Regions from separate parts of the Homo sapiens genome. Here region 1 is linked to region 2. Evidence: chromatin loops called from intact Hi-C (ENCODE). Cell type or tissue: A673. All regions are shown on one strand. Each heading gives the region's core, and the rest is flanking DNA. Links, peaks and the distances in the headings are about the cores only.

Region 1 (6,732 bases), core at 614-5,613, 540 kb before region 2:
AAACCCACGTATTTTAGGAATACTGAAATAACCACAAGTGGTTTTTGTAGTTATTGATGGCCAACTTCTTAACATTGGATCCTTCACTTGGTAGCCAGGTGTCAGAATGAACTGGATCTCTGAGGGACTTCTTGGCCACATGTCTGGACTCAGCTTGGGCCAGCTGCATTTCTCAGAACATCTTGGACTGAATAATCTGAATCCTATCATGTTACCTGCGAAGATGCTGGCTTCTGCCAATTATGACACATCTCTATATTGGAGGCCAAGATGGACTCTACATGGCTTTCTGGAATATATCTGTTTTTTCTGCCAACAGAGAAACCTAAGGAGGTCTAATCTACCATCTCTCTGCAAAGATGACTAACAAAAATAAGCTCTCCAGAATCTACAAGGAACTTAAACAACTCAACAACAAAACACAAATAACCTCATTAAAAAGTGGGCAAAAGACAGGAACAGACCTTTATTCAAAAGAAGACATACAAGTCACCAACAAGCATATGAAAAAATGCTCGATATCACTAATAATCAGGGAAAAGCAAATTAAAACACAGTGAGATACCATCTTAAATCAGTCAGAATGGCTAGTATTAAGAAGTCAAAGAATAACAAATGTTGGTGAAGATGCAGAGAAAAGGAAACGCTTATACATTGTTGGTGGAAATGTAAATTAGCACAATTAGTAAAACTCTATGGAAAACGGTATCGAGATTTCTCAAAGAGCTAAACATAGAACTATCGTTTGATTCAGCAACTCCACTACTGGGTGTCTACCCAAAGGAAAAGAAATCATTATATTAAAAAGATACTTGCACTCATGTTTATCACAGCACTATTCACAATAGCAAAGATGTGAAATCAGTCTAAGTGTCCATCAACAGATGATTGGATAAAGAAAATGTGGTACACACACACACACACACAAAATGAAACACTATTCAGCCATAAAAGAATAAAATCATGTATTTTGCAATAACAGAGATGGACCTGGAGACCACTGTCTTAAGTGAAATAACTTAGGAAATCAAATACTACATGTTTTCACTTTAAACAATGTGTACACAGGAACATACATTGTGGAATAATGCACATTGGAGACTCAGAAGGGTGGGATGGGAATAAGGGATGAGAAATTACTTAATAGATACAATGTACACTATTTGGGTGATTGCTACACTAAAAGCCCAGACCTCACACTATTCAATATATCCATGTAAGAAACTGCAGTTTTACCCTCTAAATCTATACAAATTAAAACAAACAAATAAACCAATGAACTCTCCTCAGAAATGAAGCCTCCCTGATAGCCAAGCTGAAAGTCAGTTGGCAGGGTGTTGAGGTTGAAAGCACCATGTGATGAAGTGTGTTTGATGAAGTGTGTTTGATTTCAGATTCAATGTGTTTCTCTTTCCTGTCTCTCTCCCTCTGACTCCTACCCCCACTCAATACAAGTTGGTCTCACCTTAACTGCTTGGTCATCTAGCCTCTTCTTAAAGGACTAGGTAGTAAATATCTCCAGCTTTGTAGGCAACACAGTCTCTGTCACAACCACTCGACCCCGTTATGACAGCAACAAAACAGCCAGAGACAATATGTAAATAGTAGGTGTGGCTGTGTTCTGATAAAATTTTATTTACTAAGTGAGGCAGCAGGCTGGATTTGGGCTGCAGGCTTTAGTTTGTTGGCCCTTCATTTCTACTGGTCCTCAAAAAACCAAGGAAAAACAAACATCCCTTATGCTAACATTAGGTGCTGCGGGAGTCACAGGCTTTCTTCTCCAAGTGTGGTCCACAGAGCAGCAGCAACAGCCTCACCATAGCAAGGCCCATGGCACCTGTCAGAAATGCAGCATCTCAGCACCCCTCTTTTACTTCCTAAATCTACCTCTCTTCATCAGAATCCCATTAAAAAAAATTCAGATGATTCACATATACATGGAAATTTGAGAAATACTGAATTATAACAGAAGAGTCTTGGGGGGCAGTGATTAATATTTGTGTTTAAATATCGTGTGTGTTTTTTCTTGTTGCTATTGCCAGTTGGACAGTAGAGAAAGTGCTACAGAGGTTAAGGCCCCACAAAGAGATGGTCAGTGTAGAGAGGGTAATTGTAAAACTTTTTTTTTGGTAACTATTGTGATGATGGCTAATCGTTGCATAGTTTTTGACTTTTTCCAAAGTGGTTTAACAAAATCTCATGAGATTCTTACTGAGATTGGTCGAACCACTGTTTGACAGGTCAAACACTGTTCAGCTCCAGGGGTGCCTGGCACATGTGGCACCTCCAGGAGGACAGGTGCAGTGCACTGCTTGAGCAACTGTCCATGTCGGCCCTGCCTATTAGGCAGCGATCATTGCTACCTCAGGCTTTCTGATGTGGAAATGGAGGCCAGAAGCCACGAGCCTCCCTGACCTGCCATTCCTTTCCTCCCAGGTGTGCTGCTCACTGACTTTCTCCTATCAGGAAGGTTAGACTGGAAATGGCCTTCAGGTGCCCTGGGCTGGGGTCTTTGTGTCTCTCTGACCTGATAATCGCCATAGAGGTAGCTCTGTAGAGCACAGATGAGGCCCTGGGAGTTAGGCACAGCAAGTCTTGGCTTGCTTATCTCACAGTGGCCACTGAGGGGCCTAGTGACTCTGTGTGATGAACTTACTTACAGTTCTTAGCCTCTCCTTAGGGCCTCTTCTTGGAGGACAAAAGCATTGCTGATAAAAGCCCTCTGAACACTGTGGGTGTGTAAAGGGCGATGTATTTCTTTCTTTTAATTACCTGTGGCCACGCTTGCTGTCTTGGGTCAGCTTTAGAAGGCAGCCGCCTAACTCTTGTTTCTGTTCATCTCGATGTTAACAGCTTTACTATACCCTGAGTCTAGTAAATAGTCTAGTAAAGGCATTTCATGCCTTTTTTATCTTCCTAGGATGAGGAGTAATCCTCCCAGATCGTACAAGGAATAAGCCAAGTCTCCTCTGCTCAACCCAGGGCTGGCTGGTCCTTCTGGGAGAATTCTGCTTACAGCTGAGGGAAAAACAACTGGTCTGACTCTCTGAGACCTGGGCTACAGGCCAGCCCACCTACGGTGAACTGTGTGGCTGGATGCCTCGCTGTTCTTCTTGAGCCGCAGCCGCAGGTGGCCAAGATGAGCAATAGCTGGGCACGGTAATAATGTTCTAGAGCTGCTTTACCCCAGCTCACCAGGTGCCTGGGCCTGTGTGGGCTCTATCACTCGTACCTCCTTGACATTTACCATGAACCTAGAGCCATCCCACTTTACAGATTTCAAAACTGAGTTCCAGTGGTTCTGTCCTGAGCCCAAGGTCACACAGCAGCTAATGTATGAGCAGAGCTCCATGGGGCTCTCTGAGCCCAGGCCTGACCCTGTACCGACAGAAGAGGCCATTTAGCTGTGGGCTTTGCAGATGTGCTATGATCCTAAGAAACCAGGTGACTTTGGGAGAGGCAGATGCTTTGTTATTATGAGGGACCTGTTGAGCCGCTGCTGACTCACATTCCAAAGCTCACGCCCAGCACCCTGACTATTTGCTTAGGGTTTTGCTGTAGCTCTTGCCAAAGATGAGACCATAAAATCTCAAAGTGACAATGCCATTATTCAAGTATCCAAAGCCCTTCATGTTTCTTCAAATGCTCACTGGTGTTTGATGTCATTAAAATATATTGTTGATTAATATTTGAGCAGCTACGCATAGCTTGCATCTCACCCGGTCTCACATTTCTCATCCATTTGTGCTCCTGCAATGCCCAGATCTCCCTTCGGGTTTCTTTGTACCCTCCCTTCGTTCTTCCCCATCTAGTCTGCATACCCCCAGTTAAAGCTGACCCAAAGAGCTCCATGCAGTCTATGTAAACATCACCAGCAGCCCATATGGACAAAGATAAACAACCCAGCTCAGTCCCCTCCCATCCTGGCCCACCACTGTCTCTGGCTGCACCCTGGAGGGGTCCTCTGTGAGATAATCTTCCCCCAGGCCAACTTGCTACTTTCCTCTAGTTTGCATTCTGTCCACACGTGTTCTGTCAGGAAGACTCCTCACTATTTTATAAGGCAACTACTTGGCCAGCCCATGAGCTGGAGGCATCATTCCCAAATCTCTCGTTAGGCTACATTACATTTTGGTCACAAGAGGCGGTAACTCAGCTCCAGAATCCCTCCCTAAGCAACTTTGGCAGGTCTCCTAACCTCACTCAAACTCTGGATTTTTGTCTGTAAAAGAGGGTTATAGTAATACCTACCTTTAGGGAGCTACTATGAAGATTGAATATTATGATTTTTTTTTAAATAAAAAGTCTTCCCAAAGCTTGAGTGTAATTTTGATTTTTAATAATTTCAGAAGCACCCATGCTATACACTTAACAAAAACACATCATTTGAAAGTTGAAGTATTACCCTTTTCTAAAAATCTTTCGTTTTGTGCATTTATAAATCTTTCATTTTAATTTTTGTTTCACGCTGGGCACAGAGGCCCACGCCTGTAATCCCAGCACTTTGGGAGGCTGAGGTGGGTGGGTCACCTGAGGTCAGGAGTTTGAGACCAGCCTGACCGACATGGTGAAACCCCATCTCTATTAAAAACACACACACACACACACACAAATTGCCGGGTGTGGTGGCACGTGCCTGTAATGCCAACTACTTGGGAGACTGAGACAGGAGAATAGCTTGAGCCCGGGAGGCAGAAGTTGCAGTGAGCCAAGTTCGTGCCATTGAACTTCAGCCTGAGTGACAAGAGCGAAAATCCACCTCAAAAAATAAAAAAGAGTTCTTTTTGTTTCAGTCAATATTTGCTATGCTCAGTCAGAGGGGCTGAAAAAAATTTAAAGACTTGTTTTTTAAAATTCACAGAACCAAATCAATGTTAAAAAAAAAAGAAATATAATTTCAAATACTGTTTTTGTTTATTTATGGCATTTATCTCTCTGAAGTTATTAGAGCTTAAAGCTACACTGAGCCTAAGCAAGTGCTACATAAAGAAGTCTTCTCCTTTGATTTTTTATCACAGTAGCCATTATCTCATCATCATTTGATCAATGCAGTCATAAAGGAAGACCTTCTTCAACAGATATTAACTGCTATAGATCAAGAAACTCTATCCTGTTCCTGTCATTCCTCCCCTGCGACTGCCTTCTGTCTTCGCTCTGTCCCAAAGGGCCCTTCTTTAAGCTCTGGTGGTTGCTGTGCTATTATGGGATTGCATCCCTTGACAAGTGTCATTTTCTCATCCCCCTACTAGCTCACCCACTGAGATTTAGACTTTGGCAGGAAACCAGGGGTTGGGAATTGTTGGGGGAGGAGCAATACCACCGTGGCAGCACTACAGACACCTTGCACCCACATTCCACTTTGACCCTGGACTTCATTTTATCCCATCTACATCCTTCTCCACATCCCAGTCTGCCCTTGGCCCAACTCATCACCACCACCACTTAAAGGGCAAGTCTTCTTGGACCCACAGCTTTCATGTCCTTCCTGTGACCTAAACAACCCCTCCCCTCACACCCTTTTATGTTCCTTGTGCATTGCGGAACCTCCACTCCAATACAGAGTTCCCTCCAAAACATTGCTTCTCCAAGGGCACCTTGACCTCAGGATTGCCCTGATAGACTTTTCCTCTCTCCAGTCACCTCCACTCAGCAGGAAATCTCCAAGCCTCAGAATGTGTGGTCCTGTAGGATATCAGGGATGGAGGGAGAAGTTCAGGAGAAAGTTTCCTGCGGTGGCAACTAGGTTTATAGTTATTTCAGCTGCATGAGATGGGGTAGGAAATGACTGAGTTTGTTCTTGAATGTTGAATTTCAGGGATCTCTGTGAAATCCAGGAGGTAGTTGCCTACATGGGTCTGAGTCATCAAGAAGAATTCCAAGCGGGTGTTAAACACAAGTACCCTCAGTCTAGAGGGGCTGGAGGGGTGGCCTGGGAACACCATGCCATATGAGTGGGGCAGGAAGAGGACTGAGCCCAGGAGAGATGCAAGGAGTGCTTGCCTGGCAGTGGTCTGGAAGGGCAACATCACGGATTACAGAAGCCAAAGGGATCAGGGATTCAGTGCAGTTGCAAACAGGGGCTGATGCTGGAAAGATGCTAAGAAAAATAGGTGGATCTTAGAAGGCCAACAGTTACCCTGGGAAGGGAGTTTTAGGGGGATGGTGGCGATGGCAGGATTTTGAGGAGGGAGGAAGTAGGATGGTGACAATGACCAGCCATTTTAGCAAGAGGGGCCACAACAGGAAGGAGCAAAGGCTGTTGGTTGGAGAAGGAGAGATGTTAGAATAGTTTCCGCTGAAGGGGAGGATTGAGAGAAGCAGTAGTTTGTAGCGTTTTTAGCTCTGCCTACCTCTGAACATCTGATGAAACTCTGAGGGATCTACTCCTCTGTAAATATAACTCCCACATAGATTTTGCATTTTGTGGTGCAGGGTTCACAGACCCTCTGAAGCCCACCCATGGACCCCAGCAGATTTTTTTTTTTTTTTTTTTTTTTTTTGAGATGGAGTCTCGCTCTATCTCCCAGGCTGGAGTGTAGTGTAGTGGTGCGATCTCCCCTCACTGCCACCTCCGCTTCCCGGGTTAAAGCAATTCTCCTACCTCAGCCTCTCGAGTAGCTGGGATGACCTGCGCATGCCACCATACCCGGCTAATTTTTGGATTTTTTTTTTTTTTTTGAGACGGAGTCTCGCTCTGTCGCCCAGGCTGGAGTGCGGTGGCACGATCTCGGG
Region 2 (6,732 bases), core at 666-5,665:
TTCACTTTGTAAACAGGAACACTTGCATCATGTTTAGATTCAAGCAGAGGATCCATCTGCTTCTGGTTTTGGGAGTCATTCATTCACTTAGCATTATTAATGCATTTATTCTTCATGTATTCAATCCATAAATATTTACTGAGTGCCCACCAAATGCCTGGTACTGTGTTAGATGCTTGAGATCCAGGAAGGTATGAGAGAGATCTTATGCTTTGCTCTCTTGAGGCTTGTATTCTACTCGGGTGAGGCAACCAAAAAATAAGTAAATAAAAACATACAATACAATTTCAAGTGTATGTGTTATGAACGAGAATAACACAGTTTACAGGGATAGGCTGAAGATGATCGGAAGGGGATTGGAGTGCCGAGTGGGTGTTTCTGTTCATGAGACACCCTGGGACATCACCTTTAAACAGGCAAAATGAAGAAGCAAGCCATAGGAATGAACAGGGAAAGGGTATTCCAGACAATAGGAAGAGCAAGTGCAAAGGTCTCGAACCTGGAAACTTGTCTGAAAAGCAAGAAAGCTTGAGTGATCAAGGGGCAAAATTTACTTAAATTTTCTGATTTGTTATAAAGGATATTACTAGGGATACAGATGAAGAGATGCATAAGGTGAGGTATGGGAAACAGGGTACAGAGCTTCTATGTCCCTCCCAGGTGTCCCATGCTTCAGGAACCTCCACAAGTTCACCTATCTGGAAGATCCCCAAATTCTGTCCTCTTGGACCTTTTATTGAGACCTCATTGGATACGCATGATTGACAACCATATAGAGATGTGATTTGACTGAAAGGTTATGATCTAAACCCAGTAAGGCCTGTCCAGATTCTTCTTGGCTTTTCTATGCAGTATTCCTTTCTCCTGGGTATGGGTCAGGACTCCCTCTGGTATGAGGGTCTTATGACCCATAGTCAGATTAGAGTCCAGCCTTGGGCAGATGAAAGGAGACAGGGGAAGGTTAGAGGGAGAGACACTGTTTTCTGAGGCCTGATTCTTAGGCCTAAAAAGCCACAACATTATAACAAGGGCTATGCCAGTTATGAGCCAGAAACTGTAGCTAAACACGTCTGTATACTATATAGGTTTCATATATTATATAGGTCACCATATATAAAATTATATATATATAAAATATATTATCATATATAATATATTATATTACATATTATATATAATTATATAGTTATATATAATTATATATAGAATTATATATAATATAATTATATATAGAATTATATATAGTATAATTATATAACATATACAATTATATTATATATAAAATATGTAATAATTATTTTATATATTATATAAAAATATGTAATGTATAATTATTTTATATATTATATAAAATATATGTAATATCTAATTTTATATATTGCATAAGAATATATAATATCTAATTAGTTTATATATTGTATAAGAATATATAATATCTAATTATTTTATATATTGCATAAGAATATATAATATCTAATTATTTTATATATTGTATAAGAACATATAATATCTAATTTTATATATTGTATAAGAATATATATCTATTTTATATATTGTATAAGAATATGTAATATCTAATTATTTTATATATTGTATAAGAATGTGTAATATATAATTATTTTATATATTGTATATAAATATGTAATATGTAATTATTTTATATATTATATATAAATATGTAATATGTAATTATTTTACATATTATATATAAATATGTAATTATTTTACATATTATATATAAATATGTAATATGTAATTATTTTACATATTATATATAAATATGTAATATGTAATTCTTTTACATATTATATATAAATATGTAATATGTAATTATTTTACATATTATATATAATATGTAATATATAATTATTTTACATATTATATATAATATGTAATATGTAATTATTTTACATATTATATATAAATATGTAATATGTAATTATTTTACATATTATATATAAATATGTAATATGTAATTATTTTACATATTATATATAAATATGTAATATGTAATTATTTTACATATTATATATAAATATGTAATATGTAATTATTTTACATATTATATATAAATATGTAATATGTAATTATTTTACATATATATAAATATGTAATATGTAATTATTTTACATATTATATATAAATATGTAATATGTAATTATTTTACATATTATATATAAATATTTAATATGTAATTATTTTATATATTATATATAAATATGTAATATATAATTATTTTATATATGATATTTAAATATGTAATATGTAATTATTTTATATGTTATATGTAAATATATAATATGTAATTATTTTATATATTATATAAATATATAAGATGTAATTATTTTATATATTATATAAATATATAAGATGTAATCATTTTATTTATTATATATAAATATATAATATGTAATTATTTTATATATTATATATAAATATATAATATGTAATTATTTTATATATTATATATAAATATATAATATGTAATTATTTTATATTTATATATAATATGTAATTATTTTATATATATATAAATATATAATATTTAATTATTTTATACATTATATAGTATTCTATATATATATATTCTGTCTCTCTACATATATATATGTGGAGAGAGATATATATAAAGAGTATACTATATAATATATAAAATAATTATATATACTATATAATATATAATATCATATATTATACTAGGGAGAGTATATATATACTAGAGAGAGTATACTATATAATATATAAAATAACTATATAATATATATATGTGGAGAGAGAGAGAGAGAGGGTATTCCAGAAAAGCCATTGTGTTCTGTTTGACAGTCATTTTACTTCTGGGTCTTAAGCCATGATTGCTTCCTCATTGTATATTGTTCTATGTTATGGATATATACATGTATATACATATAGAGAGAAAGAGAGAGAGGGAGAGAGAATATATAGGGCACTATAGTGTGTGTGTGTGTGTGTGTGTGTGTGTGTGTGTGTGTGTGTTTGTGTAGTCACAATGACTATAGGATATAACCTAGGGGACCTGAAGATCCAAGATGGTCTGGAGTAAATGATGATGAAAACCTGTTTCTGCCTGTGTGATACTGCATTAGTGGCCCAACACTTCACCCCTTCCTGTAACCCTACTGTTTGTCAGGCAACTAAAGTTTCTCCCCCTATAAAAGCAGATCATATTTCTCCACTCCTTAACTTTCCATCTGATCATGCCGCTTTGGCCAACAGATTAAAGTAGAAGAGATAGCTTCCAGTCCTGAGCCTAGGCCTCAAGGGGTCATGCATATTTCTGCTTCACCTCTTCTGCAGTTTTTATCACCATGAGATTATGTCCAGGAGAGTCCCAGGCGGAGGATGAGACATGCAGAAAACCAAGCTGAGTCGCCCAAGCCCAGCCTAGTTTAGACCAGGCAACCCCAGCTAAATCATAGATCTATGATAGTAAATGCGTGCTCTTCTAAGTGAGGAGTGCTAGGATCATTCGCAACATAGTATTATTATGATGATATTTGATCAATATATTGGTTTTAATTCACCCAAATACATTAATTCATTCAAAAATGCATATTGTATGTCTATGCTTTATGTCATGTTAGGCACCATGCTAGATGTTAGGGATGCATAAATAAACCAGAAAAGTGTCACCCCTGCCCTTGGGGAACTTTAAGTGAAGGAGAAAGACAGATGTTATTGATAGAGTTGAAAAGGGTATGTTTGAGAGACGGGCTGCCTGGAGTCAGACCTTAGCCTGAGATGATTGGCTGATTGCTCCTAGTGTTGGAAAGGAGAATTGCATCTCTGAGATGTTCTGATTTTTTCAAATCAATACATAGAAATTGGACATATTTATAGGGTACAATGTGATGTCTCAATACATGAAATGATGAGTAGCACTTAAAAAGCCCAGGATTTAAACTCTGGAAAAAACCTTCTTCAGAGCTCATTTCAGGTAAGCTCTTATTTGCAGTTAGGGAAACTGAGGCTCAGAGAAAGGAAATGACTTTCCCAAGGTGACTCAATGAATTTGTGGCGGATCTAAGATATGAACTCAGAGCCTCAGCCCCCAAGCCTGGCACATCTCATTCTACCTGACCTCAATCAAGCCTTATTTAGACAATTTACAGTGTCAGAAATTTTGAACTGCCATAATATTCTTGGCCAGTTTTATAACCAGTTCTAAGATAAGATTAATCTCTATAATTATTATAATTCACAATTGTAGCATGTCTCTTTTCTTGCTCAGGTCATTTAAAATGTGATAATAATCAGGCCTCATAATTAATAATAGTAATTAATAACTTTCACTTATGAAGCCTATGCTCCAAGCTTAGTGCTTTTGGCTCTAGGTATGTGAGCATGTTGAATCCCCACCACAATCTAGGCACAGATAGTAATGCCCATTGTATAGATTTGGAAAGCATATCTCAAGGAGATAAAGTCTTTAGCCAAAGTTATGGCGCTAAGGAGTGGCAGAGCCAGGAATCAGACAGATCAAAGGCCTGTGGTCCTCCCACCTTGCTCTAAAGATCCAGCTGTGGGAATATCTTCCTGAAGTGTCTGATTCAGAAATGGTATTCCCATTCCATCTTTCTTAACTTCCTCCTCTGCCTGGGGAAGGCGTGGTTGGAGCCCACTGCAATGTGATGAAACTAACGCCCCGCTTGGATCTTGCATCACTCTTTACACCATTTACCAAAGGATGCCTCTAGAGCAGGAAGCTTTGAGAAGACCTGGGGAGCCTGGAACTTCTAAGTCTAAACAAGGAACTGACTCAGCAGGGTCTGGCTATCTTCAGAGTCTGAGGAGAGGCGCATCAAAGGAATGACAGCCTGGTACCTTTGATGAAGGAACTGACAGGAAATTAACAGCCTCGTGCAGGCAAGGACAAAGACAAGAAAAGGCCCATTTGGGCCTCATATCTCTCTGGATTGGAACCCGCAGGAAGCAGAAGGGGCTGTTTAATCCTGGCTCCAGAGCAACCGTGAAGGCTGGCTTCCTCCCTTGAAGAAGAACAAGGTGAAGGAAAGGTGAGGCAAGTTAAGATAAACACCCAAACTTCTGGCTGGCTGGCTGAACTGAATCTTTCGATTTAAGCTGTCAGTGGGTTCTTTTTTTTTTTTTTTTCTATTCTTTTACTTTTTTAAATCTAAACTGTAATCACACAATACTCCACCCAAGTGCTTGATAAGGATTTCTAAGACAGATCCTAACACAGTCATAAAAAAATCCCCTCTGAAATGTGCACTTTGTACTGTGTCTATGAGTAGGTGTGTTTAAAATGTCACGAACTGGAATGCCTAACTCTAGTTCCCAGGAATTAATCACTTAGAAGAGTGAAAGGGGGGAATTAACTTTCTTTAAAACTTATAAGGTTCTCCAAAGCAGCAGCCAAAATAGAACTTGCTGAATAGAAATATGGTTATCTTTCCATAAGAACTAAAAATCTTTTTTTAACATATTTTTCTCTGAAACTGCTTTGCCAAGTTTCCTCTTGTGGATTAGCTGCAGGTCACAGATATTCTGGGAATAAAGATATGAAAGGATTTTTTTTTCTTTCTTGGTTACAATTCAATGATTTTAGTAAATTTATAGATTTGTGCAATCATCACAACTATCTAGTTTTAGAGCATTTTGATTGCCCAACAGAATTCCCTCAAGTTCTATTTGCAGTCAATTCCTGTTCAAATCCTCAGCCCTGGGCAACCACGGCTTTATGTTTCTATAAGTTTGCCTTTCCAGTTCATATAAATGGCCATTTCATATAAATGAAAATCATACAATATGTTGTTTTTCATTTGGCTTTCAGCATATGTTTTTGAAGTTCATTCGTGATGTAGCAAACATCAGTATTTCTTCCCCTTTTATTGCTGAACAATATTCCATGGTATGGATACACCCTGTTTTCTTTATCTACTCACCAGCTGATGGGTATTTATGTTGTTTCTTTTGTTTATCTGCTCACCAGTTGATGGGTATTTGTGTTGTTTCCAGATTTTGGCTATTATAAATAAGGCTGCTATGAACATTCTGGTGTGTGTTTTTGTGTGAACATGTTTCCTGTTCTCTTGAGTAGAATCCTAACTTGCTGGGTTGTGCAAAGGGTTATTGACTGCTGCTATACACTAGGTTCCATCTGATTCAGGTGTGTAGTGTCAGTGGAAACTTATCAAGCAGTTTTTAACTTACTTTTTAAAATCGGCTGATGCACCCATTACTAAAGGGATGGTCTATAAAAACAACTGTTGTGATTCGATAAATGCTGAACAGAGAGGAGAGGTCAAAGTCCAGCTAATGTCAGCTGACATGTGGCCAGGTTCATCTTTGGACACGCTTCCAAAAGGGAGTTTATGAAACTTGCTTCATGGATCAAGAGATGTCCTAATCATTACAGATCCCGGGCATCTTTGTATAATATATGTATGATCAGATTGATCGTGACTTCACACTCCCTCTAGGACCACGTGGAAGGGTTGAGAAAATCCAGGCAATAGTTTGTAGCCAAACAAGAGCAAAACTCGAGTACCTCTGAGGGAAAGCCGGACCCCTTGTCCATCCTCTCCTGTGTAAGTAACTTCATTTATAAGCTGAAATGACGCCACCAGATCATCCTATTACCATCACCATGCCTCATTAGAGTGGGGACTTTCGGCGGTGGCTTGGGAAGTACCCAAAGTTTTAGGGGTTACAGCAGAGGCCAAAAAGGCAGACAGAGGAAGCAGGGTAGAG

What was found. A loop is a pair of places that touch in the nucleus more often than their neighbours do. Peaks named below come from ENCODE experiments on the same cell type or tissue, not always from the same donor. Only the 100,000 strongest peaks of a DNase experiment are listed, where the experiment ranks them.
Region 1: a loop joins it to region 2, with 2.4 times the contacts of the local background. A loop is called at or near these places in 5 of 110 quality-filtered maps.

Annotation. Positions count from the first base shown.
Region 1 is chr16:65,663,113-65,669,844 of GRCh38, reverse strand. No RefSeq gene overlaps it. Among named protein-coding and RNA genes, the nearest start is that of LINC00922, 90 kb to the right of the region's middle. In A673, for the core only: a CTCF peak has its summit at 2,615; DNase peaks (open chromatin) are centred at 2,644 and 5,214; H3K27ac peaks cover 1,471 bases.
Region 2 is chr16:65,124,071-65,130,802 of GRCh38, reverse strand. No RefSeq gene overlaps it. Among named protein-coding and RNA genes, the nearest start is that of CDH11, 5.4 kb to the right of the region's middle. In A673, for the core only: CTCF peaks have their summits at 3,585 and 3,784; a DNase peak (open chromatin) is centred at 4,722; H3K4me3 peaks cover 1,014 bases; H3K27ac peaks cover 1,437 bases.